Linked DNA regions of Homo sapiens: all the other regions are linked to region 4. Evidence: chromatin contacts called from ENCODE Hi-C or POLR2A ChIA-PET data. All regions are on one chromosome and are shown on one strand. The core of a region is the stretch at or near the end of the contact, and the rest is flanking DNA. Distances in the headings are between cores, read along the strand shown.

What was found. A loop is a pair of places that touch in the nucleus more often than their neighbours do. ChIA-PET counts read pairs that join two places held with the same protein, here RNA polymerase II (POLR2A). Pooled maps may share reads with other maps.
Region 1: a loop to region 4 is called in a map of ascending aorta, with 5 times the contacts of the local background. The contact joins the promoter of ANKRD13C here to the promoter of FPGT-TNNI3K in region 4. A Hi-C loop is called at or near these places in 2 of 168 maps with a recorded cell type or tissue (ascending aorta and naive thymus-derived CD4-positive, alpha-beta T cell), 1 of 37 single-sample maps with no recorded cell type and 8 of 50 pooled maps. POLR2A ChIA-PET finds 5 or more read pairs at or near these places in 1 of 52 experiments (T-cell).
Region 2: a pooled map shows a loop between it and region 4 (14-fold over the local background). The contact joins the promoter of SRSF11 here to the promoter of FPGT-TNNI3K in region 4. A Hi-C loop is called at or near these places in 8 of 50 pooled maps.
Region 3: a map of CD4-positive, alpha-beta memory T cell shows a loop between it and region 4 (18-fold over the local background). The contact joins the promoter of FUBP1 here to the promoter of FPGT-TNNI3K in region 4. A Hi-C loop is called at or near these places in 2 of 168 maps with a recorded cell type or tissue (CD4-positive, alpha-beta memory T cell and naive thymus-derived CD4-positive, alpha-beta T cell) and 7 of 50 pooled maps.

What each region holds. Positions count from the first base shown.
Region 1 is chr1:70,351,243-70,358,109 of GRCh38, forward strand. ANKRD13C (ankyrin repeat domain 13C) reads right to left here and starts at 3,480. Exons shown (of 13, transcript NM_030816.5): 1 at 2,737-3,480. The coding sequence starts at 3,166. ANKRD13C-DT (ANKRD13C divergent transcript) reads left to right here and starts at 3,569. Exons shown (of 4, transcript NR_168352.1): 1 at 3,569-3,966. RefSeq lists enhancers at 1,887-3,086, 2,346-3,264, 3,220-3,269, 3,265-4,182, 3,310-3,369 and 3 more.
Region 2 is chr1:70,218,858-70,226,712 of GRCh38, forward strand. It overlaps SRSF11 (serine and arginine rich splicing factor 11), which reads left to right and starts at 2,523. Exons shown (of 12, transcript NM_001350605.2): 1 at 2,523-2,982. The coding sequence starts at 2,780. RefSeq lists an enhancer at 2,417-2,962 and a silencer at 2,858-2,907.
Region 3 is chr1:77,974,772-77,982,108 of GRCh38, forward strand. FUBP1 (far upstream element binding protein 1) reads right to left here and starts at 4,301. Exons shown (of 20, transcript NM_003902.5): 1 at 4,114-4,301. The coding sequence starts at 4,233. It also overlaps a transcript of DNAJB4 not described here. RefSeq lists enhancers at 3,865-3,914, 3,985-4,034, 4,045-4,104, 4,115-4,244, 4,555-4,704 and 1 more.
Region 4 is chr1:74,194,664-74,202,359 of GRCh38, forward strand. It overlaps FPGT-TNNI3K (FPGT-TNNI3K readthrough), which reads left to right and starts at 3,579. Exons shown (of 27, transcript NM_001112808.3): 1 at 3,579-3,697; 2 at 5,001-5,168; 3 at 6,655-6,747. The coding sequence starts at 3,616. It overlaps LRRIQ3 (leucine rich repeats and IQ motif containing 3), which reads right to left and starts at 3,513. Exons shown (of 8, transcript NM_001105659.2): 1 at 3,333-3,513. It overlaps FPGT (fucose-1-phosphate guanylyltransferase), which reads left to right and starts at 3,579. Exons shown (of 4, transcript NM_003838.5): 1 at 3,579-3,697; 2 at 5,001-5,168; 3 at 6,655-6,747. The coding sequence starts at 3,616. RefSeq lists a silencer at 3,417-3,516.

The sequences.
Region 1 (6,867 bases), core at 2,230-4,729, 3.8 Mb before region 4:
CATCATGTTGTGAAAGGAATCCTTACGGTGAACATAAAACTATGTAATACATGGTATAATTGTCTGGCTCTGCTATGTACCTGTATGAGTGTCTTATTCTGCTATGCATTTATGTTAAAGCAATCCAAAGAGAATATACATCATTTATTTATTTATTTTATTTTATTTATTTATTGAGACGGAGTCTCACTCTGTTACCCAGGCTGGAGTGCAACGGTGCGATCTTGGCTCACTGCAACCTCAGCCTCCCAGGTTCAAGCGATCCTCCTGCCTCAGCTTCCCAAATAGCTGGGATTACAAGCATGCACCACCATGCCAGGCTAATTTTCATATTTTCAGTAGAGACGGGGTTTCACTATGTTGGTCAGGCTGGTCTTGAACTCCTGACCTCAGGTAATCCACCCACCTCGGCCTCTCAAACTGCTGGGATTACAGGTGTGAGCCACCGCACCTGGCCAAGCTTGCTGTTGTTTAAGTGATTTTATAAGTATTTATCTTCTATAATTTTAAAGCAAAAATATCCTAAAAATCTAAAAGCATCCAGGTTAGTAAAATGTCAAGACTAAAAGTAATAATGTATCAGAAAAATCTATGAGGCTATGGGAGAAAAAATGACTAAATAAGAAGCACATTAAATTGAAGCCACAGTTCCTAGGACACCTCACTGTAGGAGATGAGCATGTACACATTGCAGGGGGGAAAGCAATTATATTTACCCCAGGTATGTGAACCACCGGTTACATTAATCAGAAACATCAATGATATAAGGTCAGCTAAACACAATAAAAACCTTCCTTTAAAAAAGTGAATTTCAAGGCCAGGCGCGGTGGCTCAGGCCTGTAATCCCAGCACTCTGGGAGGCCGAGGCGGGCAGATCACGAGGTCAGGAGATGGAGACCATCCCGGCTCACACAGTGAAACCCCGTCTCTACTAAAATTACAAAAAAATTAGCCTGGCGCGGTGGTGGGCGCCTGTACTACCAGCTACTCAGGAGGCTGAGGCAGGAGAATGGCGTGAACCCGGGAGGCGGAGCTTGCAGTGAGCGGAGATTGCACCACTGCACTCCAGCCTGGGCGACAGAGCAAGACTCCGTCTCAAAAAAAAAAAAAAAAAAAAAAAAGTTAATTTCAGTGGGCTAAGGACAAGAGTTTAAGAGTATACAGGATTCTAATTACTTTGAACAGAATTTGAACTTAAACAAATGTACTCCTAAATGTTGGGTTGAAGAAGACATGGAAGCCCAACAATCCTGTAATTCAATAGCTTCAGTGATATTCATCCATCTCTTCTTTCAAAGGGAGTTAACTCTCAAACCTTTTATCTGTTTCAGGGATATTTCAAGGTAATGTAACTATGGCTACTATGTAAACCAAATTTGAAAAACTTCCTCATAATAGACTAATAAACTGAAGCTACAACCCATCTCCCACTAACAACTGTTTTCCAAAGGGCTAGCATAGAATTACCATCATCAACAAACAACATTATCCTTGTACTATAATAGTAAAATGATTAAGTAATTTAAATGTAGGAAAGAAAAACTGGCTGCAACTTTAACATACTTTTTTGGGGATTTATGATAAATGATAGGTGGTGATTTTATTACAATTACAACATTGTAAATTCTGAAAACAAATGCAGTTGTTAGATAATTATACAGCCAAGAGAAATCTTACTCGTTTTTTTTATCTGAATTTTTGTCCTAAAAAGCCTACGATCCAATGGAATTAAGTGAGCTTATTTCACAGGCAAATATTTCATTGATACGTATATCATTTTGAGCACAAAGTTGGTTCAGTGTGTTCTAACTGAATGTATACAATTTTCATATTAATAGCAGAGCGATCAACAATATTTGCCAACTACCCAGTTTAAAACGGCTATTAAATGTTAAAATGTCAGTGTTCACATTAGTCTTCAATAATAAATTTACTGTTGCTTAAAAGTCAACTCAGTCACATTATTTTTTAGAATTAAACAAAAAATTCAGCTGACAAGGCAAAAAGAAATGGTCAATATTGACTAAGATAAAATTACCATAAAAATCATAATACTATTTTTAGTCACAGTCATCAAGATGAGACATTACTATTAGCAATTATCTACTTAAAACAAGCAAAAAATCAAATCTCTACTCAAACAAAAATCGGCTGTTGAGAAGTCACTTTAACTGTTCTACGTATCAAATACCAACAAATTTCTACTGTGTGGCTTTCAGAAATCTAACATTCTAAGTTTACTGAAAGCAGACAAAAAAGAAACAACCTGGTGGCAGGCAAAATCACAACCAGTTGCAGTCAAGATGGGATCTGTATGTGAGCAATGAAGGGAGGAGGGCAATTTATGCGTTCAAAATTTAAAATGCCAAGGTAGGGGGAAGAGAGAGAAATAAAGATATATAGCTCCATAAACAAAGGGAGAAAACCATGTTGGGTGGGAGGCAACCTAAAATTTCTGACAGTCCAGAATCAGCAAATCGAAGGCCTGTCTCAAACAAAACAGCTTCTCACGACAAACTTTGAAGTGGGCAAGGAGGATACATTCCTTTGCACCCACAAGAACCAACCCCTTGACCACTGGCACGCTATTACTGAGTCGATCATGATTTACCGAACGGCCCGGATGATGGGCAAAAAGAAGAGTCTGCTGGAGGGGGCCTAGGATTCCAGAAGCCTGGGGAGGCACACCCTAGGCTCGGGGAAGGAGAGAGGTGGAGAGGGGCTAGCACTCCTCACCGTGATTATCTTTCTGCCCGATATTGTGCGTGCGGATGAGAGAGGAGAGTCTCCTCACATCCCCCTTGAAGACGCACTCGTGCACCGGGTAGTGTGCGGGGCAACTGCCTCCATCCGCGACGACAGCAACGGGGTTGGTGCCGGCCAGAAGGGCCGGGGACTGGGAGTTGGCAGTCACGGAGGAATTGTGCAGCGGCAGAGCCGGGGCGCCGGGGGGATTGGAGGAGGCCGGAGCTGCCTTCAGCTGTAGCCGGTGGTGATGGTTACTGAAGATCTTATGACAAGCTTTGCCGCCCTTGCCAATCCTGCTTCTGGTAAAGGTACCGCCGAGGGCAGCCGCCGCTTCCTCATCCCCGGGCTCCAGCAGGTCCCCTTCTTCTTTGCTGGGCTTGTGGTCCCTCCGCAGTGAGCGGATCTTCTCCCCGGTCATCGCCGCCGCCAGGGGCAAGGGGGGGAATCGGGAGGCTCACCGCTGGCGACGGAGCTGGCGCTGCGGCGGCACAAGGCGATTAGAGCGGTGGCCAAGAGCCTCCAGCGCAGCATGAACTCCCACTGAGCCCCCGAGCCTGGGACAAACGCATCTCCCGGGGAAGAGCCGGCTCTCGCCTAGGCACGAAGGGACGCGCGCTCGCTGGGGGAAGCTAGAACTCAGGTGCCCACGACACCAGGATCTCAGTCTCGCCGTCGCAGCCGCCGTCGCTGCCTTACACCGAAAAACAGGGCACGGCCATCTTCCTCTTGCTCCTCTCGCGAGAGCTCCCCCAGGAGTGAAGAGAGAGAAAACACCGCGATAAGTGAGCCACCCGCTCCCTCCCTCGCACCTTCTATTCCCAGAATCACTAGGCGCCGGCGCCTCCGAGGCAGTGTGTTTCCGCCCAGAGCTGGAGTCTCCCAGCTGCCAGCCGACCCCGAACCCGCACTCCCGCCAACCGCGCTTTTTGTGGGCGGTCGGAAACCACAGCCTCCGTTGGATATGTTCGGTGCATGTTATAAACAACCACTTAAACCCTCCGGATCTGAGCCTCCCGCAGAGGAATGCAGAATGACGCCACGGCACGCAGGATGTGATGTCACCGAGATGCAGAGGATACTCAGTCAACCAACATTTACTGAGCATCTACTTCGTGCCGTATGTACGAAGCTAGCAAATATGTACAGCACCAGTACTGATTGCAGGGAGCACTGTAGAAGAGGAATGAAGGCCAAACAATTAAAAGCGGAGGCGGGGAGGTGGGTTGCACACAAAAAAGGGAGGGACGAATTTTAGTGTTGAGTTGTCAGGAAAGTCATAGAAGAGTTTAGGTGCTGACTTTGGAAAATGATGGGCTGTCCAGCAATCGGAAAGAGGGGAGGCCACTCAAATATTTATTAGATGAATGAATTTCGGGCAGATGTCAGAGTTAACATATATGAGGGTGGGGACACTCAAGGAGGGCAAAGAATCGTGTAACTGAAATATAATTGTATTAGTTCATGGCCAACCTCAACCTAGTGTCAAACTCTGAAGAAACGTAAATCTGCCAACCATAAAACTTTAACAAAGTAACTAAAGCTGGCCACTGAGGACGTAAGGAGGGGGCTTAGCAAAACATCCTAAAGATCTTCACCCATTTAACTCTCCAAAGTCCCCCTATGTTCTGAGAGCAAATACTTCAGATCTCTCTCTCTTTTTTTTGTTTTTTTGTTTTTTTGACAGAGTCTCTGTAGTCCAGGCTAGAGTGCAGTGGTGCAATCTCGGCTCACTGCGACCTCCACCTCCCAGGTCCAAGCGATTCTCCTGCCTCAGCCTCCAGAGTAGCTGGGATTATAGGCCTGCGCCACCACACCAAGCTAATTGTTGTATTTTTAGTAGAGACGGGGTTTCACCGTGTTGGCCAGGCTGGTCTTGAACCCCTGACCTCAGTGATCCGCCAGCCTCAGCCTCCCAAAGTGCTGGGATTACAGGCATGAGCCACTGCGCCCGGCCAGATCTCTTCTTTCTTAAAGTTTATACTACTGCTAACTCATCTCCGCAAACAAACAACTCGATGGGCCTCTCTTAATCCTCCCCAGTCACTCAACTTTTCACCTCCAATTTTCTTCTCAGTCTGTTCAGATAAATCTGTTTCTTCCTCTTCTTTCTTTTTCGGTGGAGTGGAGAGTTCCGTTTATGTTAAAACATTACCCAATCAACAGTTCAAAGCATCCTCTTGAGACAGCAGTAGAGACTGAAAAAATACATGCAATAATGTTTGCTTCTTCCACAATAGCCAATATTTATTGTTAACGCTAAGCCAGGCAGTATGCTTGGCACTTTATATGCTGTTATCTCCCCCTGATTAGCATTAGTATCCTCACTTGACAGTTAAAAAAAACTTGCCCAATACTTCAATGCTAGAATGTGGTACAGTCAAATCTGACAGTAAGGCTAGAGAGAGAGGAAGGGCCAGGTCATGCAGGGCTTTGTATGTCATCTTAAAAGTTTACACTTGGCCGGGCGCGGTGGCTTATGCCTGTAATTCCAGCACTTTGGGAGGCTGAGGCGGGCAGATCACGAGGTCAGGAGTTCGAGACCAGCCTGGCCAATATGGTGAAACCCTGTCTTTACTAAAAATACAAAAATTAGCTGGGCGTGGTGGCTTGTGCCCGTACTCGCAGCTACTCGAGAGGCTGAGGCAGAAGAATCGCTTGAACCCAGGAGGCGGGGGCTGCAGTGAGCTGAGATTGTGCCCCTGCACTCCAGCCTGGGGACAGAGTGAGACTCTGTCCAAAAAAAAAAAGGAATAGTCTTTTTAGAGATCTTTAAACAGGGAATAGCATAATGCAATCACCTTTATAGAAAATTCAGTGACTCAGGCCGAACGCAGTGGCTCATGCCTGTAATCCCAGCACTTTGGAAGGCTGAGGCGGGTGGATCACTTGAGGTCAGGAGTTCAAACCAGCCTGGGCAACATGGTGAAACCCTGTCTCTACTAAAAATACAAAAATTAGCCGGGCATGATGGTGGGTGCCTGTAGTCCCAACTACTCGGGAGGCTGAGGCAGGAGAATCGGTTGAACCTGGGAGGTGGAGGTTGCAGTGAGCCAAGATCGTGTAATTGCACTCCAGCCTGGGTGACAAGAGCAAAACTTGGTCTCAAAAAAAAAAAAAAATTAAAAAAAAGAAAATTCAGTCACTCATACTTTAGAGAAGTATGCATCAAGAACAGAACTTTAAAGAAGTATGCAGTAAATCAGATGATGAGAGCATGAACCAAGTTAGTAAGAGTGAGGCAGAAAAAGGTTTAAGAGGTTTTTAAAAATGAGTTCAATCTTAGCATATTGAGTTGAAAGTTGCTTATCTGTAGGGAGTTAGATGTTCTACATTTTAGATATTTGCAAGTGATCCTTAGGTAACAGAGAACTAGGTATGGGCTGGATTCAGAAGTTATCATTACACAGTAATTAATGCTCCAGAAGTGGGTGAGTTCCCCAAAGAAAAGTTTATAGAATGAGAAATTAAGAAGGTCCATATAGAACAAAATCTTGAAAACACCAATATTCAAAGCGTGTGTATAGGGTAAGTGGCCAGCATCCTATTACTAAAAACCTACACCAAATAATATCCCGTTATACTTGTGAAGTATTCTATCACTAGAGTCTGAATTTGAAATTTCTTTATTAGTGGCTGTCACCCATGGATGTCACCCATGGAATGTGGAAACTCATAAGTATCCCTCCAGTAAAATCAAACACCATACATATCAAAAATAATATTCAGGCCAGGTGTGGTAGCTCATACCTGTAATCCCAACACTTTGAAAGGCCAAAGCAGGAGGATCACTTGAGGTCAGGGGTTTGAAACCAGCCTGGGCAACATAGTGAAACCCCATCTCTATCAAAAAATATAAAATATTAGCCACCTGTGGTGCTAAACACCTGCAGTCCCAGCTACTCAAGAGGCTGGGGTGGGAGATCCACTTGAGCCTGGGAGTCCAAGGCTGCAGTGAACTAGGATTGCACTACTGCACACCAGCCTAAGTGACAGGTATCCTGTCTTTAAAAATAAATAAATAAATAAATAAATATCATCCTTTTTTATTTTTTATTTTATTTTATTTTTGAGACAGAGTTTTGTTCCCGTTGCCCATGCTGGAATGCAATGGTGTGGTCT
Region 2 (7,855 bases), core at 1,273-3,772, 4.0 Mb before region 4:
TGTTCCACATACTTGGGTTTAACCAACCCCCATCAAAAATATTCAAAAAATAAAAAATAATGACATTAAAAATAAAAGGTTTTAGAAATACAGTATAAAAGCTATTTACATAGCATTTACATTGTATTCAGTATTAAAGTTGAGTATCCCTAATCCAAACCAAAATCCAAAATGCTCCAAAATCTGAAACTTTCTGAGCACTAACTGGCACAAGGTAAATGCTCATTGGAGCATTTCAGATTTTAAATGTTAGGATTAGGGATGCTAAATCAGTGAATATAATGCAGATATTCCAAAATCTTTTTTAAAAATCCAAAATCCAAAACACTTATGGTCCCAAGCATTTTAGATAAGGGTTACTCAAGAGTATGAGGGTATGTGCTTACATTATATGCAAATACAGTTGTACCAGTCCTGAGGTGAGTATTCATGGGGAATTGATACCAGGACCCCAGAGGATATCAAAATACACAGATGCTCAAATTCTTTATGTAAAATAGGATAGCGTTTGTATATAATCTGTGCACATCCTCCCAAATATTTTAAATCATCTCTATACTAATAATAATACAATGTAAATGCTGTGTAAATAGTTGTTAGACAAGAAATAAAAAGTCTGTACATGTTTAGACCATCAATTTTTTTCCAAATATTTTCAGTCCCAGGTTGGTTGAATCCACATACATGGAACCCATGGATACAGATCAAATGCTTTATTACACAACACCATTTTACATAGGGGATTTGAGCATCCTCTGGTTCTGGTATTTGTGGGAGGGTCCTGGAACCAATCCCCCACAGATACTGAGGGACAGCTATATGCTTTTCTTTAAAATTCTGAAAAGTCTTGGCTCTAGCTAATGTTAGTTGATTTCTATGAAGGCCATAATTTGTAATTTTGCTGAGGCTCACATTCAGTCAACCCATCCATTTTCTGTATAAGCACTAGTGAAAGTCACTTAGCCAGTTGGCTCTACACCCAAATCTCAATAACCTTGTGCTCTAATCTCTCACATATTGCATCTTGACTGCATTGTGCCAAGAGGTATTCACTAATGTAGATACTCTGTAAGGCTTCAAGTTTGTTTGTTTGTTTTTACCTCCAAAACATCTAAAACTTTTACCTCTAAAAACATTCAAGGTCAAGTGAATTATTTAGTGAACTGTCTTAAATGCCATTGTCATTAAGGTATATTTGTGCGTGTGTCCAGCACATTCATTGGGACTGACTGTGTGACAGACATTGTGCCAGGTTCTGGACTGACCCAGGAAGCTCACAACTTTGAGTGATACATGTCAATAATAAATACATGTATCTTCTGTTACTTAGCAGAAAAGAGGAAGCCCTAACAGCTTGCAGAAGTCATAGCAGTGAGGGAAGGAATGCTCTACAGAAGATGACAGATAAGATGAGTGATGTTATTAATAACTTGTGTATCGGCACAGAGACATTATGGTTTTTGTCATGTTTGGGGCACTACAAGTCACTGGACTACACACTGGATGCAGTTGAGAGAATAGTTCAGATGAGGTTGAAAACAAAAGCAAGGATTTTTTTAATAGTCAAAAGCTTCAAAATTATTTTAAGCAAGAATATGTATGTGAAACAAGTTTTTCTTGAGAAATTGCAGTATTTTCTTTAGAAATATATACTTGAATATATTTAAGTACTATAAACTGTGTTTCCAAAGTCAGCTATTGTGGAATTGGCTGGGTGCAGTGGCTCACGCGCCTGTAATCCCAGAACTTTGGGAGGCCAAGGCGGGTGGATCACCAGAGGTCAGGAGTTGGAGACCAGCCTGGCCAACATGGTGAAACCCCATGTCTACTAAAAATACAAAACTTAGCCTGGCGTCGTGGCAGGCGCCTGTAATCCCAGCTACTCCCGAGGCCTAGGTAGGAGAATGGCTTGAACAGGGGAAGTGGAGGTTGCAGCGAGCCAAGATGGTGCCACTGCACTCCAGCCTGGGCGACAGGGCGACTCTGTCTCAAAAAAAAAAGTCATCCATTGTGAATGAATGTACAAAACGCTTATTAATAAGTGTAATATTAAAATATATCTTTTCTGAAAGTTTTAGTGACAAAACAAATTAGTTACAGATTTAATGTTACCAAAATTCATGTACATTGAAAATTTCGGGACATTTTATACTGGTGGTGGTGGGGTGGCATCTTAGCTTGGGTTTAAATATCATTAGTAATCGGATAGCTCTGTAGATGATTATCAGTATATAAAGACATCGTGAGCAGTATTTAATAAGAAGAGTTGCTGAAGTGACTTTTGCAGGAGGATGAATGCTTTTTTTAAAAAAAAAGTTTATACGTGCCTCTTCGCTCTTCCAAAAAAAAAAGAGAGAAGAAAAAGAAGAATAAAACGAGAGACGAAGGTGGATAACACCTTTCTCTAGACCCCGGTGCCTCTCATTTCTCGGGCTGCAGGCGACGGCTGCTGGGCCTGCGCGGGGTGGAGCCGACGCTGACGCGCCCTGCGCCGCAAAGCATTGTGGGAGCTCGGGCCCGCTAGTGTCGTGGTTGGAGGCGAGGTGGGGCGGCCGTTTGTTTTCTCGTGGTCTCGAGCTCGCGCGCTCTCATCCCCTCCCCCGCGGCGTGCGGCGGGGCGGAGAAACGGCGGCGGCGGCGGCGGCATCGGCAGCAGTAGCAGAGGCTGTAGCATCGGACACCCTCCTCTCTCCCGCAATCCGGTTCCTCTTCCCCCTCCTTCTCACTGTTTGTTGTGTGTTTGATGTGTTAAAGCAGGAGCGAGAACCCGAGCAGCGCCATGAGCAACACTACCGTCGTCCCCAGCACTGCAGGTCCGGGCCCCAGCGGCGGGCCCGGTGGCGGAGGTGGTGGTGGCGGCGGAGGCGGCGGCACCGAGGTAATCCAGGTGACTAATGTCTCCCCGAGCGCTAGCTCTGAGCAGATGCGGACTCTCTTCGGTTTCCTAGGCAAGATCGACGAACTGCGCCTCTTCCCGCCGGAGTGAGTATCGTCCACCATCACTGTTCCTGCTAACGCCGCCTCAGCCTGGGCCTAACACACACAATTTCCTTAGGCCCCTGTCGCTGCTTCCCCGGGCCAGGCTGCTTGAGTGGCTGGTGGCTGGTGGATTTACTTAAGACGGTTGTGTTCCAGGCCTACAAAAAAATGCAGAGAGGCAGGGCCAGGGCTTTTTGGAATTAGGAAACACTGGCTGTTATTCTCGGGAAATTTTTTTTTTCCGCCTTAAATTGTGCCAACGTGGTCGTTTGGCTTTGGGGACTTAACGCAAGACTAACCGCAGTCTGTACGTCGTATATAGGTTAAATCCCTTTTTTAAAAAACTGAGTATTTGTTCTTTGCGTTCTTGGAAGAAAGGTAACAAAATTATTCATGCCTGTGTTAATTTGGTGTTAAACTTTGTAGGTTGTTCACTTATTGTTATTGCTGTTATGTGGTTCTGGCCCAGCAATATAATTCAAAGATCATATTCTTTTTGACAGACGCTTAGTTTAGTGTGAGCCTGATTACTTAATTTGTATAATGTCAAAAAACGGGTTATAAACCAGAGATTTTCCTTTGTTTGAATAATATACAGATTTGTGATATTTCACAGTTGTTCTTGAGAAGGATTTTTATAAATGTTGAAATTTGAATTAGAGTGTATGACTTTTTATCCTTTTTGTCTCACTTTTATTTTGAAAATTATTTCTATCGCAAGAATATTAAGTGGATGAATTGTAAAGAAAAAATAGTTCAAAGAAGCTAAGAAGTAAGATAAAGTGTACTACTAAAACAGACAATTGGAATAATAATAATAGTCTTGTGCTTTTTGGAAGACTTATTGGTGGAGAAGTGACAATTCAAATGTCATTATCAGTAAATATCATATATTGAGAATTTTATGATGTCACTTAAATACTAAACAGGAAATTGGAATCCTCTAAGAATCTACTGTTATGGTACGTGTAACCATTAACTTTCTGCTCAATAAAATAATTGACAAAAGTTTATCATAATGAGATATTTGTTAAGTATTAGCATATTTCATCACTTTCCACTTAAAATACTTTCACAAGATTATTGGTGTTTTCAAATTGGTATGTTTCTAATTTTTAGGGAAATGTACATGTGGAGAGAGGATTTACTTAGTTTGCATGACGTGGAGTTCTGGGAACAAACACGTAAATCTTTATTCCTGTTATTTTGACAGATACTTGATTTGGTAATGAAAGACAAATAGCTTTCATAACATGAACATACAAAAATAGATGCTTTGCTGTTGTTCAGTTTTCTCAAGACTTACTGTTTTAAGCTTGTAAAATTAATGAACAGTAAAATAGCAGAAAATAGTGATACATTGGATGATTTTAATAGTTTTATTAGTGAGATATTTGAGGTATTCGAATTACTACAATTCTTTCCAATCCTACAAGTTAAAAATTTTGTTATGGTTGCTGACTTTTAAATGCTGTTTATTCTCTGAAGGCAGTTTTATGATGCATTTAGAAAAAAGGTAAGAGAGATGTAGGCATTATACTGGTTCATCTTTTACCTAATGCATGACCAGTATACTAGAGGAAGTTGTGATGGACCAGAGTCTTTTTGTTTTGTAATCAAATGAATAGTTCCTTCATAACCAGGACAGCTAGTGTGTGCTTGAGAATGTCTCCCTCAACTATATGATCTGGGATATTCTGCATTAAAAGGACTCCCTTCCCAGTATTGGGAGAAAGAGAGATAAATTGACACATTTTTACTCTGACTCCTTCATTTATCTTCCCACATACAAGATCATTTTGTCTTTTAAAATGTACAAGGTTACAATAAGTTAAATGTTATTAGTGGCCTTCTACATTTGATCAGTAATGTAGATGGCTACTTTTATTTACTTGATGTTGCATTTTGTTTTTTTAACTATAAGTTTCAATACACTAATCTGACTGGCACAAGTTGCATATAGTTCCCAGTGGTCCACAGGGTTCATCATTCCAAAAATATTTATTCATAACATTGAATGGCTCAGATTACATAAAATTCTATCTGTTGTGAACAGGTCACCTGATTGTAACTATTATCTACACAGTTGGCCTTCTTCATCTCTGGGTTCCACATCCATGGATTCAGCCCACTGTGAATTGAAAATATAAGGAGAGAACGTCTGTACTGAACATGTACAGACTTTTTTCTTGTCATTCCCTAAACAGTACAGTATAGCAACTATTTACATTGTATTAGGTATTATAAGTAATCACGAGATTTAAAGTATGCAAGAGGATGTGCACAGGTAATATGCCATGATTTTATTTTTCCTCCACCTCTTCCCCCTCCCTGCATCATGTTATATAAGAGACTTGAGCATCTGTGGATTTTGTTATCTGCAGGGAGTCCTGAAACCATGGATACTGAGGGAAAACTATATGATTTCCCCCAAGAAGGCAGTGACATGCACCTGTAACTCTTTTTCCCCTAGACATATCTGTGACATGCTTAACTACTTTTATTTTTCCGATGTCACCTTAATCAGAGAAAACTTCCCAGACCACCCTATGTAAAATAAAGCACCTCTGCTGCTGCTTTATTCTCCTTAACACTACTTTTTTTCTATAGCACCTGTCACCAGTTGACAGGTTAAGTTTAACAACTTCTCTCCTGTAGAATATGAGGTGCTTTAAAATACATGTATGACTGAACCTCACCCACACCTACTGAAGCTCTTCATTTCGGTTCTGAATGCCTATTTTGGGGAAACATTTCTGGGATTATGACAGACATTTCAATGACAACCTGCTCTAGGAGGTTTCCTGCATTGTCATTGTTAAGTCCATCTATTTATTCCTTCTTTTAAACCAGAATTTCTGGCCTGTAATTTTACTGAGAAATAGAAATACTATCTTTACAATAGGTGATATTCTAACTGTCTCTACAGCATGATGGCTTTGCAGGTATTTGAAAGTTGAACCCCACATATACTCTTTGTTAAACTGTTATTTTGATTCTGGTTGTTTCTGAAATGCGTACTGGAAATGCAGCATTGTTTGAATATCTATTGTGTGTGAGTTGCTTTCTAAATGTACCTTAATCCTTACAAACCTGGAGGAAAAAAATGTTTTTGACCCTGTTTTACAAGTTCGTGAACTGAAATTTACATAGGTATTTTTTGTATGCCCAAGCCATACTGCCAATGTCAGAACTAGAACTTGAACCCAAGTTGTGACTCTCCTTTACCACTTGATCAGGAGTTTGCTGATTTAGCCAAGTAACTTGTAAGATCTTCACATGCTTTCTTTTAGTGGGATTGCCCAGCAAAGTGCTTATCAGGTGATGATCCCAGTGAAGTATGTCACAGTTATGCAGTAACTTAAGGCTGCTGTAATACGGAGATACATTGAAGTTCATTAGTAACTTTTCAGTGACCCAAAATGGATACTTTAATGGTTATATAAGTATAAATTAGTATATTAGGTAAGGGAAAGAGTTTAGTGCACCTTTAAAGAAAAAATGGTTTTAATTGATGCACCATTTTATTGTATATTTCTTTACATAGTGAGAAGGGGGCACATGAGGTCAGCAGTCAAGTTTTCAGGTTAATGTCGTCTTTGTCACACACCTCCTTTTGTGGGTTGGCGATACTTTTATTTATGAGCTCGAAATTCTCCACTTAGCACACTATTAAGGTGGAAATTGGAAGGCTGATATCAGTGGCCTAAACCTGAAGTTCTCGTACGTTAGTAGGCATGAATACCTTGTTAAGAATCTGGGCCTTCATGTAAAAAAGATTCTCTACAGACCCTTAGGTGAACAACGGAAATCTCAGGTTTTCTCTCTGTAGTCTAGAAGATTCTGAAATAGCCCTCAGAGGACACGTAAGAACTGTTAAAAACTACACCACCGCTCTTAGTTGGAGGACAGAAGTGGCATGCAGGACTCACTTTACCCTATCTTGTTCCTCATTTCTCCCTACTTTATATTAATTCTAAAGAGATACGGAGTAAAATATGTGTCGTATTTGGAAGCAGTACTTCCACAGAATTTTAGAGCACAAAAATTAATTTCAGGCATCAGTCCTCTATCTTATATTAACATATTATCTTATTAAGATAAATTTTATTAGGAGGCTGAGGCGGGTGGATCACCTGAGGTCAGGAGTTCAAGACCAGCCTGACTAACATGGTGAAACCCCATCTCTGCTAAAAATAGAAAAATTAGCCGGACGTGGTGGCGTGTGCGTGTAATCCCAGCTACTTGGGAGGCTGAGGCAGGAGAATCGCTTGAACCTGGGAGGTGGAGGTTGCGGTGAGCCGAGATCGTGCCATTGCGCTCCAGCCTGAGCAACAAGAGTGAAACTCCATCTCAAAAAAAAAAAAATTTTAATCGAAAAAATGTTAAGAATGTAATTGTGGGCCCAGATACCATCAAAAACTTGTTTTAAACCCATCTAAAGGAGGCCATTTGAAGTGGAGAGAGATGAAATTATATTTCTTATTCACAGTATTCAAATTCATATTTAATCTGTACCCTACCATCACTTAACAGGTTTTGATATAGCCAAAATAATTGGAGCATTCCTATGCCATTAATGAGTAGGAAAAAAAATATGAGTCACTTTAAGGTTGCCAAGTATAAAGAATACAATTTGAGCACGGGGGCAGTACTTTTTTTCCTAAAGAACTATTTATTAAAAATATCATATTTGGGAGTCATTTCTTTTAATAAGATAACAATAAAAAGTGTTAAAAGAATTGGTAGAGGTCAGTTTTAAGAAGTGTTAAGTGCTTGCTATTTCCCAGGGCATTGTGTTGGGTGTTAATAATATAAGATGATAGCATTAAAAGAGCTTTGTAATTTATTGATGGAAACATGGATGTCAGCAAAG
Region 3 (7,337 bases), core at 3,051-5,550, 3.8 Mb after region 4:
AGGTTCTTGGAATGTATCCTCCGAGGTTAAGAACAGACTATTGTAGTTTACTTAATTAACTTCTGAGACTCAGAAAATCTCTAAAATCAGGTGGTATGATCAACTATAGTCCCTCAGTATCCCTGGGGGATTGGTTCCAGGAACCATGCAAATACCAAAATCCACAGATGCTCAAGTTCCTTATATAAAATGGTACAGTATCTGCATATAACCTACGCAAATCCTTCAGTATACTTAAAGCATCTCTAAATTACTTATAATACCTGATACAATGTACATAGTTGTTGTATTGTTTTTATTCATATTACTTGTATTGCTGGACTGTTCTTCCATTTTTCTAATATTTCTGATCCATGGTTGGCTGAATTTGCAGATGCAGAGCCCACAGATACAGAGGTCTGACTTGTACTGTAATTCATTAAAAATGTTTATTGATTTAATTCAGTAAATGTTGAGTACCTACTATAGGCAAGGTCCTGATGGAGTTAGTAGTTCCCATACACCAGACATGTGAAGAAACGTGGACACTAGAAATATTACCATACCATAACTTGCTTATCACAAGCCTTGCTAAACTGTCACAAAATGATTTAAAAAAAGAATCATGCTCAAATGTTAGTTTTCACTGAAGAGACTGATGGAAATAAAAAAAAAAACAGCTCTAGTCTATATTTTCATTTCATTCAAACAACATTATGCAGCCTAAATCACTTTTATAACTGTCAGAGAAGAGACTGCAAGAAGGATCGAATACATAATGACTAATTTCATAGTTGTCTAGAGGGGAAGGGATGAGGGTTAATAGTCTCGCTTAGCTAATCATCTAGTCTGATTCATTTCTACCTTCATATAACCTCGAGGAAAAAAACGGTAGATAAACACATTTTAATTTTCCAATGTTCTAGAGACAGAAGTTGCTATTAGTACCACTGCTAAAGACCCAATCAAACAATCCCAATCTCTGGAGTTACAGCTTGATATACACAAAAATAAATTTCTTAAGTGCACAGGCTGGAAACCCTGAACTAAAGCAGCAATCTGGTGTCCCTGTGTTGAATTTAGCTCAGGATATTATAAAAATCTAAAAATTTCACATAAAAGCCAGAAAAAAAAAAAGAAGATTGGCAACTAAATGACCAGATGTCAACAACCAGCTAGAGTTAACATTACTGGCATTACCAGGTACGGACCAGGAATCATAATTACTTGTCCTGCTTTTCTGAATAACAACTATCCAGCTAAAAATACCAATGGCATCCCCACTGGTACAGCCTTTGAAGCTCCTTGAGAGCAGGAAACTATGCCTATATCTCTTCCTTCCAAAAACAAAAACAGCATAGTATTCTAGACAAAGAAAATAAACTTAGGATTAGTTGAGGATTCTAGAAACTTAAGTCAATATTCTCTTAAATACACAAGGAGGAAGTAGTTCAGATATTAACCTAACTTTTGTCTAAGTACGCTTCTGTATATTCCACTTATATCATCAGAGTAACAGCTACAACTGACATTTAGAGATATCATCAAATGTAATGGGTAATTCCAGGCAAAAACTAAAGTTAGGGAGCTCAGATTTAAGATCATTTTTATAAAGAAATCATTACAGCAAAGACATCAGGACAACTGATCTATTAGCATTATACAACAATAAATTTCACAATTTGCCAACAATTTCTATATTTTAAGAAGTATAAAGAAATTATGGCTTAGCCTAATAATAAAATCCAATTTTTTTTTTTTTGAGACAGGGTCTCGCTCTATGACCAGGCTGGAGTGCAGCAGCGTGATCTCCACTCACTGCAACCTCCACTTCCCAGGTTGAAGCGGTTCTTGTGCCTCAGCCTCCCAAGTAGCTAGGACTACAGGCACAGGCCACCAAGCCCGGCTACTTTTTGTATTTTTTGTAAAGATGGGGTTTCACCATGTTGGCCAGGCTGGTCTTAAACTCCGACTTCAAGTGATCTGCCTGCCTCAGCCTCCCAAAGTGCTGGGACTACAGGCGTGAGCCACCGTACCCGGCCTGAAATCCAATTTTTAATTAAAGCATTGCAACACAAGGTCTTCCAGTATCTGGATCCGCTTGTACCTTTCCTTGCCTCGTTTCACGTCCTCCCACCCCCATCTTCTAGCGACTTCACTTCTGGGTCCTTGCCATTCCCTCAAGTCCCCACACCTCTGCGCATGCTGCTTCTTTTCTTCACTGGCCAAACTCTCTTTCATTTTATAATGTCTTGCTCATATATCACCTTTACTTAGGAAATTGGGCATCCCCTCCTAACAAACTCTATAAACACTTATAAAGCAAGTGGATGAATTAAATATCCATATTTTGTCTGCTCTCGTTAAAGTATTAATCAGATAATCCTGTTCATCTGCATTTGGTCAAGGAACTATATCATAGCTTCTTAGTAGGAAACAATTCATGCATTAAAACAAACAAACGAAAAAAAACAAGGCCGGGCGCAGCGGCTCACGCCTGTAATCCCAGCTTTGGGAGGCCAAGACGGGCGGATCACGAGGTCAGGAGTTCGAGACCAGCCTGGCCAGCATGGTGAAACCCTGTCTCTACTGAAAACAAACAAACAAACAAAAAAAACACAAAAAATTAGCCGGGCATGGTGGCGGGCGCCTGTAATCCCAGCTACTCGGGAGGCTGAGGCAGGAGAATTGCTTGAAGCCGGGAGGCAGAGGTTGCAGTGGGACGAGATCGCACCACTGCACTCCAGTCTGGGCGACAGAGGGAGACTCCGTCTCAAACAAAACAAAACAAAACTCCAGTATCTACCTACAGTGTGCGATACCAATTAATCCAATGTGCTGGTTCTGGTAAAATAAAATAGTTGGTTCCAGTAAATAAAATAGTTCCCTTAAGTTTTACAAATCAATCTAATAAAACACGCTAAGAGTGTTTGTCATAGTTATATGCTTGTTGCTAAACATGTTCAGAATTTCTTAAATTACGTGGAAAAAACCGCAGAACTAATATTAATGATGACCTTTTGTTGACTACTCCTAGTATTTCTGGTTATAAAAAAGTACAGGTACATGTTTATAATGCGTTCACATTAGATGTGTTACAACGGATTTTATGAATTCTAATTTTGACTCAATGTTCCTTCAACTGTCCCGGTAAAAAGTTAACTAAGTGAACTCCTAATGCAACGAAAACACAGCACAACACTGGTTTCTAATTATCATTAGCTTAAAACTAGTAAAAAATGCCCAGCACCTAGTACAATATGCATAGTGTCACAGAGAATAGGATTCTTTTGCTTACATGCAAATCTATACCAACACCATACATTTTGAAATGTTAAATATATTAGGGGACTATCTAAGAATGTAAAGTTCAAATTAAGGTATCTTTTATTTTCCTGGAATACACGCACTATTTTAACAGCTTTCGTCTGGGAAAGTGGTGCCTTCAGGGCAAATGCACGCACTACGTAATACAAAGAGGTCTGGTCAGTTTACGACTCTGAACTGAGAGGCAGATTCAAATTGAAACCTCTGGTATAATGGGCCTGAGGCCATTTTGAGAAATAAGGGGGGCGGACTGGTGGAACAGACTGACACGTAAATCCCGCCCAGAAAAAGGCTGCTTTCAAGTCCCTTCCTTGTAGAGGTGTGACGGTGAATGGTACTGAAAGCGGTTTTAATTGCGAGAGAGAACGGAAATGAGCTGTAAAGGCTACTTTAATGATAAATCCCTTCCCTTGCTATGGCTCCAGGACAGACCCTAGTTCTTTCCCAAACTCATTACCAGAACCTTCCATTAAATTGTGTGAAACTAACTGCGCTTTATCCCCTGGAAGAGGATCTTTATCTAAACTAGCTCACTGGAGACACGCGAGTGCCGCAGAAGCGGGAGAAAGACTTCAGGCCTTCTTTGCGTAGCACGCGTCGGGGTTCTAAGTGGATTAGGCACCAAGAACACAAAACTGGGTTCTGGTCTCTAATCGTTATTACCAACATGGGGAAACGTGTCTCTTCACATTTCAGCCCGGAAGAACACCTCTTTCCTCTTCCTCATGCGCTTAAGGGTAGCGGCCTACTCAGTCAGCGGCCAATTACCGTGAGCTTTCGGGATTCCGCCGCGCGGTCCACACTTACCTGCCGGGCTCTCTGCAGTGCATCTTTGAAAGCGTCGTTAACTCCTCCACCACCACCGCCGCCACCACCGCCACCAGCTGAGCCAGAAGAGGGGGGAGGCACTGTTGAATAGTCTGCCATGGTTGCACTATAAGAGCCGCTGCCGCCTGTTCAGAGACTTCCTCTCAGCTAACAGCTAAGAAAGAAAGAAAATGGCGGCCGTCGAAGCTCTATTACATTCTTGCGCGACCATCGTGCCGTAAAGGGGCGGAGACTGAAGGAACAAAATCTCGCGATGTTTCCGAGGCAACGCGCTGGTGTGGGTTAGGGCTGAGAAAGAACGACAGGAACAGAGACGTCGCGAGGATTAAGTTTAAGACTTCGCGAGAACAGAATTTCTTTTGGCACCTCCTCTCCGCGCGTTCTTGGGGTGAGGCTGGGTAATTGTTCCTGCAGGGTGGTGGGTGATAGTGGCCAGTTGACTGCGACTGTGTTTGGGTGGTGGGAAGCCTGAAGAAAAGGTTGTTTCTTACCGGTCGCTGCCTCAGGGAGGTAGTGCGGTAGAATTTTCCGCTATGGGTCATTCTCGGTGTCCGCGGGGAAGGGCGTGACAACGACGGGCGTGACGGCGAAGCAACAGTGTCTCGAGAGCGCTGCCGCCCGGAGGGCGCCAGGAGAAGTGCGTCCGAGACGCCGCGCGGTGATGCTCCTGAAAACGTCTGCCCGGCGTAGCGGGAACCCAGCATGATTTTCAGGGTAGTAAAGTGTCCCTGTATTTTACTTACAGACTGTCCGATTTTTTAGTTTTATCACGAGGGTGGGTGTTGAATTCAGGCTGGAAGCCTGTTAGTTCTCGACCATATTTTAAGTTTTTTGTTTAAAATAATGTGGATGAGGCTCTAAAAGTATGACTGCCCTTTTCTTTATCCAAAAACGTGATTGTTCTTAAAGTTCAGTGTTAGCCAGATTTAATAACCTAGTATATGTATGTGTCCATGGCCATTTTTATTAAGGGTTTTTTTTTGTTTGTTTGTTTGTTTTGAGAGTCTCGCTCTGTTACCCAGGCTGGAGTGCAGTGGCGCGGTCTCGGCTCACTGCATCCTCCGCCTCCTGGGTTCAAGCGATTCTCCTGCCTCAGCCTCCCGAGTAGCTGGGACAACAGGCGCCTGCCACCACGTCTGGGCTAATTTTTTGCGTTTGTAGTAGAGACGGGGTTTCACCGTGTTAGCCAGGATGGTCTCGATCTCGTGACCTCGTGATCCACCCGCCTCGGCCTCCCAGAATGCTAGGATTATAGGCGCGAGGCACTGCGCCCGGCCTGTTAAGGTCTCTTAAGTTAAGAACAGCATTGTTTCTTGACCAAAATAGATTTTGTAGCTTCTTAGGCGTAGTTTCTCCCACCCCATCCTGTGGGTACTCAAATGTAAGATCATATTCTGAATTGTCATCACAGGACTAGGTATATATATATATATATGTGTGTGTGTGTGTGTGTGTGTGTGTGTGTGTGTAAATTGGTATTTTATGTTATGTACTTCAGTTACCAAGTAATGCCAGACATTTCTTCAGACCTTCTCCAACATATCGTGGCATGTAATTTACTGTGTTAATAGTAGTAAGCTCCAGGAATCGTGAGGATACTTTAGAAGTCTTACTCTTTATTATTGAGTATATCACAGTGACTTTTTTTTTCCAAAATTATTTGTTTAAATAACAAACAATGAGGTAAAATGAACTTTCTCGACTTTGTGGCATTTTGTCTTACTTGGTTAGGTCTAAAAAAATACTTTTTCAGCAGCTCTTAAGAGTAATTGTGAGAAATATATATATGCTGCATTCTTTCTGAAAACCTAAAAGTAATGTGTTCATTTGCTTAAGCACCAAAATAGCAGTTAATATGAATGTAGATACAGGTGAGCCATCATTTCCCTTTAATCAGCTTTTAAGGCAGTAGTATCCATTTATAGCTCTGATGATCTTTTTCAGTGTTCATGGCCATCCCTATAAATTTTGGTGGAATTTGCATTTGAAAAATCAGTGCACGTATGGGACTACAGATTTAATCATAATGTATAGAAAAACAGTAAAAGCAGTGTTGGGTGTGCGGCTAGGTAGAAATTTTCCAGTTGTATTTTGAAAATGTCTTGATTTTTTCATATTTTATTAATTAGGCAATACAATCAGATCTTTTGATCAATGTAATTTACCACAGTGCTATAATTTACCCTCAAAACAAATTTATGTATATCTCAATTTATTTTAGTTATCACTGAATATTGAAAATATGTAAGGACCTCAATTTTTTTTTTTTTTTTTTTTACATACTCGCTCTGTTGCCCAGGCTGGAGTGCAGTGGCACGATCTTGGCTCACTGAAACCTCAGCCTCCCAGGTTCAAGAGATTCTCCCACCTCAGCCTCTGGAGTAGCTGGGATCACAGGTGTGCACCACTATGCCTAATTTTTTTTTTTTTTGAGACGGACTCACCCTGTCACCCAGACTGGAGTGCAGTGGCATGATCTCGGCTCACTGTAACCTCTGCCTACTGGCTTCAAGCAGTTCTGCCTCAGCCTCCCGAGTAGCTGGGATGACAGGCACCCACCACTACGCCCAGCTGATTTTTGTATTTTTAGTAGAGACAGTGTTTCACCATGTTGGCCAGGCTGGTCTCGAACTCCTGACCTCATGATCCACCCTCTTTGGCCTCCCAAAGTGCTGGGATTACAGGCATGAGCCACCGCGCCCAGCCACAATAAAATTCTTGATAGCTTAATCTTTTGGAAAAATTAATGCTTGAGACAAAGGTTCTTTGTGAAAATATAAATAAACTGCTTTTTAGGATCTCTTCAGTGAAGCTGGGAGGAATATTTGGGGGGTTGCTAAGGTGTCATTCCAAACTTTTCAGTGTTCTTCAAATCTAATAAAAGAACAAACATCTTTAGTGTATTATACAAAAGGCCTCTTTGAATATTAATGGAGTATTTGTTTGGTCACTCCACACATTCATTGCCAGGATCTGTCCTTTGATTATGATCATGGGAGATATAACAGGGCATCATAGGATATATAGGAAATAGATTATTAATTTTTAGAGAAAAATTTGGAGCTCTCCACCTCTTCTTGTAAGACAACACTCCCAGCTTTCCATTACTTTAGGTAATAATGTTAGATTGAAAGTTTGGGACTCCTGAAAGCATCTGTCTTAAATAACTGGCCTTATCATCCGGTTCTTAAGTGAGTTTAGCT
Region 4 (7,696 bases), core at 2,329-4,828:
ACAGCCAAAATTAATAAAAACATTCACAGAAAATAATCTGCACAGAAATCACAACCTCTTAATAAAGAAATTAGCACGACAAATATTTCTTCTAGCCCAAAACATTCCTTGGTTAGCTTTCATAGAACAGATTTTGGATCTCCTAAAATTAAGCCATTAATACCTTTTTCTTAAGTGTCATAAATATTGTATTACATTAATTAAAATTTAATTCTTGACTCTACTAATTTATATTCTTCAACCACTTGCCCTCTCCCTATCCCTTTCCCCTCCCCGAAACCTCATCCTGGTATTTGGACAAAGTAGATTATGATTACACTACTGGGGAACTCCATTTGGAAAAAAAATCTACAAAAATACTAAGGGAGGAAGTATAATAAAAGTTCAGGGGTGGGAGAATGTTTCTCTGCACTACAGAAAGTTGAGGGGTGTGAGGGTTCCTCCAACAGGGCATAGTGAGAAAAAAAATATTTAAGAAATAAATTGAGAACAGGCTAGCTGAGTAAATAAATCGAAATAAAACAAACTGCAAAAAGACAATTTTTGCTTTCGTTGCATGTCAGGAAGGGTAACAGGAGGAAACAGTGGTTAAACAGAGCCATGAAGCACAAGGACTGGAAACAAGTACAGCCCTAGCTTGGCCTGACCACAGCATGCACTACGAGCTCCACAGTATATAATCCAGGACCCTATTCATTTGGCTTCAACTTCCTCATATAAAGAAGGGGGGAAAATTAAAACATTCTTCTCTATAATTTCCACACAACAGTCATAGTTATATGCCTGTAGTAATAAAAAAACAGTGTAACTGGCATTAACTGTAAATGGGTTGGAAGACATTTTAATGGGGGGATGAAAATGTTCTAAACCTGTACCTCAATAAAGTTGCTTTAAAAAATCTATCTCATTCTTCCTTATGGCAGCTCTTCAGATACTCTCTACTCTCCTCCTGGAAATAAAAAGCCCAAATGCCTCCACAGAATATAATTTTTCAATTTATTATAGTCTAGTATGTTCAACATCTTTTTAAAAATGTGGAATCCAAAACTAAACAGATTATTTCCTGTGTGTTTGATTTGTGCAGAATTAATGGGCTTACAGCTTGGCTGGATTGATATATTTTACTCTGGTAAAATGACATTCTGATAAATACCTGGAAAAACTCTGTGGCGAATTCTCTAGTATAATAATACTCTGGTAGCTTAAGATGTTAAACAGTCATATCACACTGTTTTATTATAGTGAATATGAACTTAAATAAAATCCCTAAACTTTTTTTGCCTCCAACAATCAACTGCCACGGAAATTTACTCCTACTCATATATATAGTATTTTTTAATTTTTTTTTTACTAAAAATTAATATTAATGAAAATTTGAGAAAAGAAAGAAAACAGAAGCCATAGCTGATAATATGGTATATTTATTTCCAGCAAATTTTGATTGCATGATATAGTCATATTGAGAAAAAATAATATCCAATTTCTATGGCCATCCTTCCCAGATCCAAGAAATACTCTAATATTCTGTATGATACCGTCCTAGATCCAATAAATACTCTATTTAATATTCTGTATGATAGAATCTAACACATCACTCTGTTTGTCTCCTCACAATTGTTACCACTGGATTTTTTATTTGGTTACTTCTTCCTTCTTTATTTCACCTTATTAGAATATACAGACCCCAAACATATAGGCTCTGCTGACCTTCACTCCCTTGGGACCTCACTTAGTTCCACAGTTAAAATTAATTCTATCTTCTTGCTGACAATTCCCAAAATTGTATCTCTAGCCCAGACCTCTCTCCTGAATTCTAGACTCGTATGTATAATGCATACAGACACATACACACACAAACTTCCATTACATATTCACTGCATACACATGTCTCTTTATTCCACATGTCCAAAATCAAATTCTGGACCCTATTACCCCAAAAACCTTCCTCAGTCGGAAACTTACCCATCTTAATTGATGGCCAATCCATCCCAAGGCAGTCATTTTGACTCCTCTTTTTCTCTTACAGTCCACACCCATTAATTCCATCAGCACATTTTATTGTTTTTGTCTTAAAAATATATCCAGAATCTGACCAACTTCTCACCATTCCCACTGCTACCATCCTGGTCAAGCCTTCACCAGCTCTCACCTGCAATATTGCAGTAACCTCCAAAGAAGTCTCCCTGCTTCTATCATTGCCTCATCCCCCATTATAATCTATTCTCCTATCTCCGAGTGATCTCTTTAAACATAAGCCAAGTCACTTCAAAACCCTGCAATGGCTTTGTTTCCCTCAAGAGTAAAAACCAAAATTCTTCCTATGGCCCTTTGTTCTCTCTCTGACCTTCTCTCGCTACTTTCTCCTTTGGTTACTTTCACTCAAGTCTCTGTATTTTCTAAATGTTCTTCAATAAGATACTGTTTTTTTAATTAATGAAGTTTTAAATGTAAAACTATGAAAGAGTAATCTAATCTGCCATTTTATCCAAATGTTTCCACTATTAGAACACGATTGTATAACAAGTCTGAGAAGAAAAACTAAGTAAATTTATGACAAGAGTTTATGGTGCCCTGAATGTCTACGTACCTAATGAAGACGTTGATACAGAGAAATCGTCTCAAAAAATCAAACGGTATGGTGAAATACCACAAGTTCTGGGTTTGGGATTGAAATATATTTCTTAAATCTTTTATTACTTACTAATTGTGATACCTTGACTAACTCACTATTCTCTGATTCAGTTTTCTTCTGTGTAAAGATGAAGTGGTCTGTAAAACCAAGAAACCTCGTGTTCTATAACAGGAACACCTTTATATAGCTACCCAAAAAAACACCTAAAAAGGCTGACTTATTCCTAAGAGTGTTATTGAACATTCTAGATTAATCTGCATATACAAAAGAATGCCAGAGAAGAAACCAAAATACCAAAAATATTTGGAGCCTGGTTGCGGACTGAATTTTATACAACTTTCAAAGACACTATTTGAGAGGCTGTCGTGTGTAGCCTACTAAGAAAAAACAGAGGGGTGGGGTGGCTCACTCTCTAGGAACCACAAACTTAAGGTTCCTAGAAAGAGCAGAGATTTTAAATATTCAGACTGTGTATGTATCATGACCCAGGGTTGGGGGCAGATGGCCCGGGGTGGCGGGGGAAAGGAGAGATGGCGGAGATCTTCTATCAGGCTATCCTGGGGAACTGCTCCAGGCTGAAACAAACCACCAGTTAGGACGAACCGCCTTTGATGTGAAAGCTGGGAAGCTAGAATGTAGTTTCGCCTTATCCTTAGCGGGTCGGTTCTAACAATTTTGTCACCCAAACTGAACCACTCACCGGGTCAACTGGGCTGCAAGCCCTTATGAGTTGGAGACAAGTGGCCCAGCCCCAACACAGTCAGACAAATCGCTGGGCGGCCATCTGCTCCTGAGACCGTTGCTAGAGAAACAAGACAACATCCAAGTTCTCCACATCATGGTTTTCCGGGCGCCAGCCAAGGCGCTCCGGGGGCGTGGTTACGTGGGCGACGCACGGAGGGGGCGGGTCAGAAACAACCGGGCGGAGGCGCACCCCAGGGCGCATGCGTGCTGTGCGGCGCGGTCTCAGGGAAGGTGGGGCTATGGCAGCTGCTAGGGACCCTCCGGAAGTATCGCTGCGAGAAGCCACCCAGCGAAAATTGCGGAGGTTTTCCGAGCTAAGAGGTACCAGAGAAGGCACCGGAGTTCTCCTGGGCAATGCAGAGGGAGGGTGCTTTTACGTGCCAGGAGGTTTGCTGGACTGTCACTTCCCGTTTACTTCTCATCTGTAGGCCTATGACGCTCCCCAGGAGTAGCTAGCTAATAATCCTTTTGAGTTTTTTATTCTTTTCACTGTCCCTGCTTGACATGCTTGTTGCTTACTTTATTCTTAGTAGTATAGATATTAAAAATGAGGGCGGAGGAAGAAGAAGAAAATCTTACTAGTGAAGTTATGCATTGATTAGCTCATTAATAAAAGTTGCTTTAAATAAATCTAAAAGATACGAAGCACAGTATTTTGAACTTTATGAGTAGATGCCAGCCCCCTATCTACTTCACGCTTTACATTACGTTCATCTACTTCTGTAATGTAACCGTTTGTTGAGGGAGTAACAGAACATGGAGGAATTATGGATTAAAAATTAAAAGGAAGAAATTTGTTATCAAAAAATTGGCTATGACACTTAATCCCTGTACACCTGTCTAATAAAAGTGATTATATTTGTGTTGCAGTGACTGCTTAAAAAATACTGGGACTAATTCTTGGATAACAGTAAAACTTTCAGGACTATTAGATTCTAGCTGACAAGTTCTGTTTGTTAACTAATTAAAATGCTAAATCATTTTGTTTATCAATAAAGAGATTCCAACTGTCTACTAAAAGTGCACACTGTCTTTTAAAGATGTCATCAGAGAGTTGGGACCTTCTGTTATCCAGAATTTTATGTTATATTCTAACAGCCTATGTAAGTTTGCATGGTTCATCTTAAAGTAATAGAAAATAAAGTACCCACATTTATAAACAGCAACATTGAGGGAAGGGATCTTTGGGTTGTGTCTTTCTTAGTCACCTAACACCAAGTGTCCGTGATACATAAGAATTGATTTGCAAAGCTGGAGATTTGTTTATGTTTATCTCCTCTTCTTATTGAAGAATTGAGGCAATAGTCTTTGGCAAGTTAAAAGTCGCTCTCTTAATCAAGAAACATTATGTCATTCAGAATTTATAATTAAATTGGATTGCAAACCATAAAAGGAGGGAGTGATCTAAAAGAAAAAAAAGGAACTTGTGAACAGTCTTCATTATAACTATTTTGAATCGTATTAATGCACCACTAATTATTCCCTAACTTTCAAAAGCCAAAGATACATTTTGGAAGATGATAATGGATATTACCTTCTTTATCATCTTTCTCAATAGGCAAACCTGTGGCAACTAGAAAATTCTGATAATTTTTGTTTTCATTTCCTTGCTTTTTCCAAATAGGCAAACTTGTAGCACGTGGAGAATTCTGGGACATAGTTGCAATAACAGCGGCTGATGAAAAACAGGAACTTGCTTACAACCAACAGCTGTCAGAAAAGCTGAAAAGAAAGGAGTTACCCCTTGGAGTTCAATATCACGTTTTTGTGGATCCTGCTGGAGCCAAAATTGGTACGCGCTTTATGGTCAGTTTTATAATATAGGTCCTAAGCAGAATAATCATTGAAGAAAAGGTTTCTGTGACTTACAGTGTATAAGCTGCATATCTCTACCCACAGCTTTACAAACTTTAAAATTTGAACATAAATTGACTTTTTTTAGAAAGATAAAAGGAATAGCAACTGTTCTTACCCATTATGACTTACCTTGAAAAACTTCCAGAATGTTACTTAAAAGAAAATTTTATTAGTTTTAATGAAATTCACACTATTCAGATAGGAATACTCCTTTGGACCTTATCAGTAGAACCCTTGAGGTCCTCTCCACTCCAGAGTTCCTCCAGCAATTTACATGAAGAAAGCAATTAGTGGGAAAAAATACTCTTGACCTCTTAGGGACATAATGCAGAATGCAAAAGAACACTGTCACATGGCTTAAATATAATACATATATTTGAAAACCCTAGTTTAGGTCAACTTTGCCCTTTGACCGTCCATTGCAAATAGAAATAAATGCTGTTTTTCTGAATGCTCTTTTCTATGTGATACTTAAAGTTGAAGCCCCCTGATACCAGAGATAAGATATCTGTATATGACATTAATATGACATTAGCATTATTCTAATTAGCCAACATTATTTTAATCCTTACAACTATGAGGTCAGTACTGTTATTATTTCTTTTTTTTTTTTTTTTTTTTTTTTTGAGAAGGAGTCTTGCTCTGTTGCCCAGGCTGGAGTGCAGTGGTGCGATCTTAGCTCACTCCAAGCTCCGCCTCCCAGGTTCAGGCCATTCTCCTGCCTCAGCCTCCCGAGTAGCTGGGACTACAGGTGACTGCCACCAGCCTGGCTAATTTTGTTTTTGTATTTTTTAGTAGAGACGGGGTTTCACCATGTTAGCCAGGACGGTCTGTATCTCCTGACCTCGTGATCCACCTGCCTCGGCCTCCCAAAGTGCTGGGATTACAGGCGTGATATTATTTCCATAGATGAGAATCTGAGGTACTCAAGAGTTAAGTAACTGGCCCAAGATAACTAGTGTGGTAGTTATATTTAAGATTTTTTTTTGGGAATCCAAGTTCTAAAAATCTTTTTTCGAAAGGAACTCTAACTTGTGTTTTTGATTGTGTCATTTGGGAGAATTATTTAAATGGGCTTTGTGATTTGTAACTCTGTATGAATGTTTATATTTATCAGTCTTCTAGTGTTACAGATTGTGTAATTGATTCTTCTTTCTTATAATTACTATTTTGGGGAGAATATTACCTCATCATTTATTACTGAGGGTTGTTGTCTGGGTTTCATTGCTAATTTATTGATTGGTTGTTTGCTATGAGATGTTTTTAATTTTGTTCTATTGCCAATACCTTTGATGTCCATCTATTTACTTATTCCTGAAAGGCAAATCCTTAAGGTTATATAACACCTAAATTTACTGTCATGACAAAGTTTTAGTAGGTTTCTATTAAATAAATTGTGCTTTTTTAACTTTGTTTTTAAGGAAATGGAGGATCAACACTTTGTGCCCTTCAATGTTTGGAAAAGCTATATGGAGATAAATGGAATTCTTTTACCATCTTATTAATTCACTCTGGTAATGTTATACTTTACTAATTTACATTTTCTTTTTAGTCTTCCACCTTTAATACTTTAGAGACTTTTTTCTTTCTTGCAAACACTTTCCTTCTTTTTTAAAAGAATCTTTGAAGTTATTCTGCTTTGAAAACAAATATTTTATGATTTTCATGACTTTTTTTAGGTTGTAAGTAGTATAGTGATTTTCACAAATTTTACTCGTAAAATTGTAGATCACGTATATCGTCAGTCTTTTATGAATATTGTTTTGTTTTGGGTATGTATATAGAAAATTATTTTCCTAAGACAACTCATTCAAATATGAATAGTTCTCGGGAATACTTTAATGGGGATTTTTCTTTTAATTTTAATTTGTATTTTAAGTTCCAGGGTCCATGTGCAGGTTTGTTACATAGGTAAACGTGTGCCATGGTTGGTTGCTGCACCTGTCAACCCATCACCTAGGTATTAAGCCAGCATGCATTAGCTATTTTTCCTAACACTCTTTCTCCCTTAATGGGGATTCTTGCTTTGAGGGAAGGGTGGTTTAACACTGTCATTACTAGACTTTTGCCAGTACTTTTTATCTTGCATTTTTGTGTGATTATTGATAGCCAGAGGCCACAATGCTTAAAAATAAAAGGAAAATGTGACAAGATACAGAGTGGACAAGTAAATATATAAAAGAGAAATCACACACACAAAATAAGACATTTTAAAACAGAAAAGTAGGAAGGACATGGTCTCAGAATGAAGAATAGCTTTTTAAATTGAATACATTTAGTTGTGTGAAAATTTTGGTTACATGAAAACCTTTGTTGTTTTTCTATGTATGTTAAGGGGCTAATGAAAACTGTCATGAACTGACACCAGTCCAGGGACAGGTATTTTAGAATTATTCATCTACATGGCTTCCAAGGCACTTTTTCATTCTTATGATTTACATACAAAACAATGATTCTTTGTAA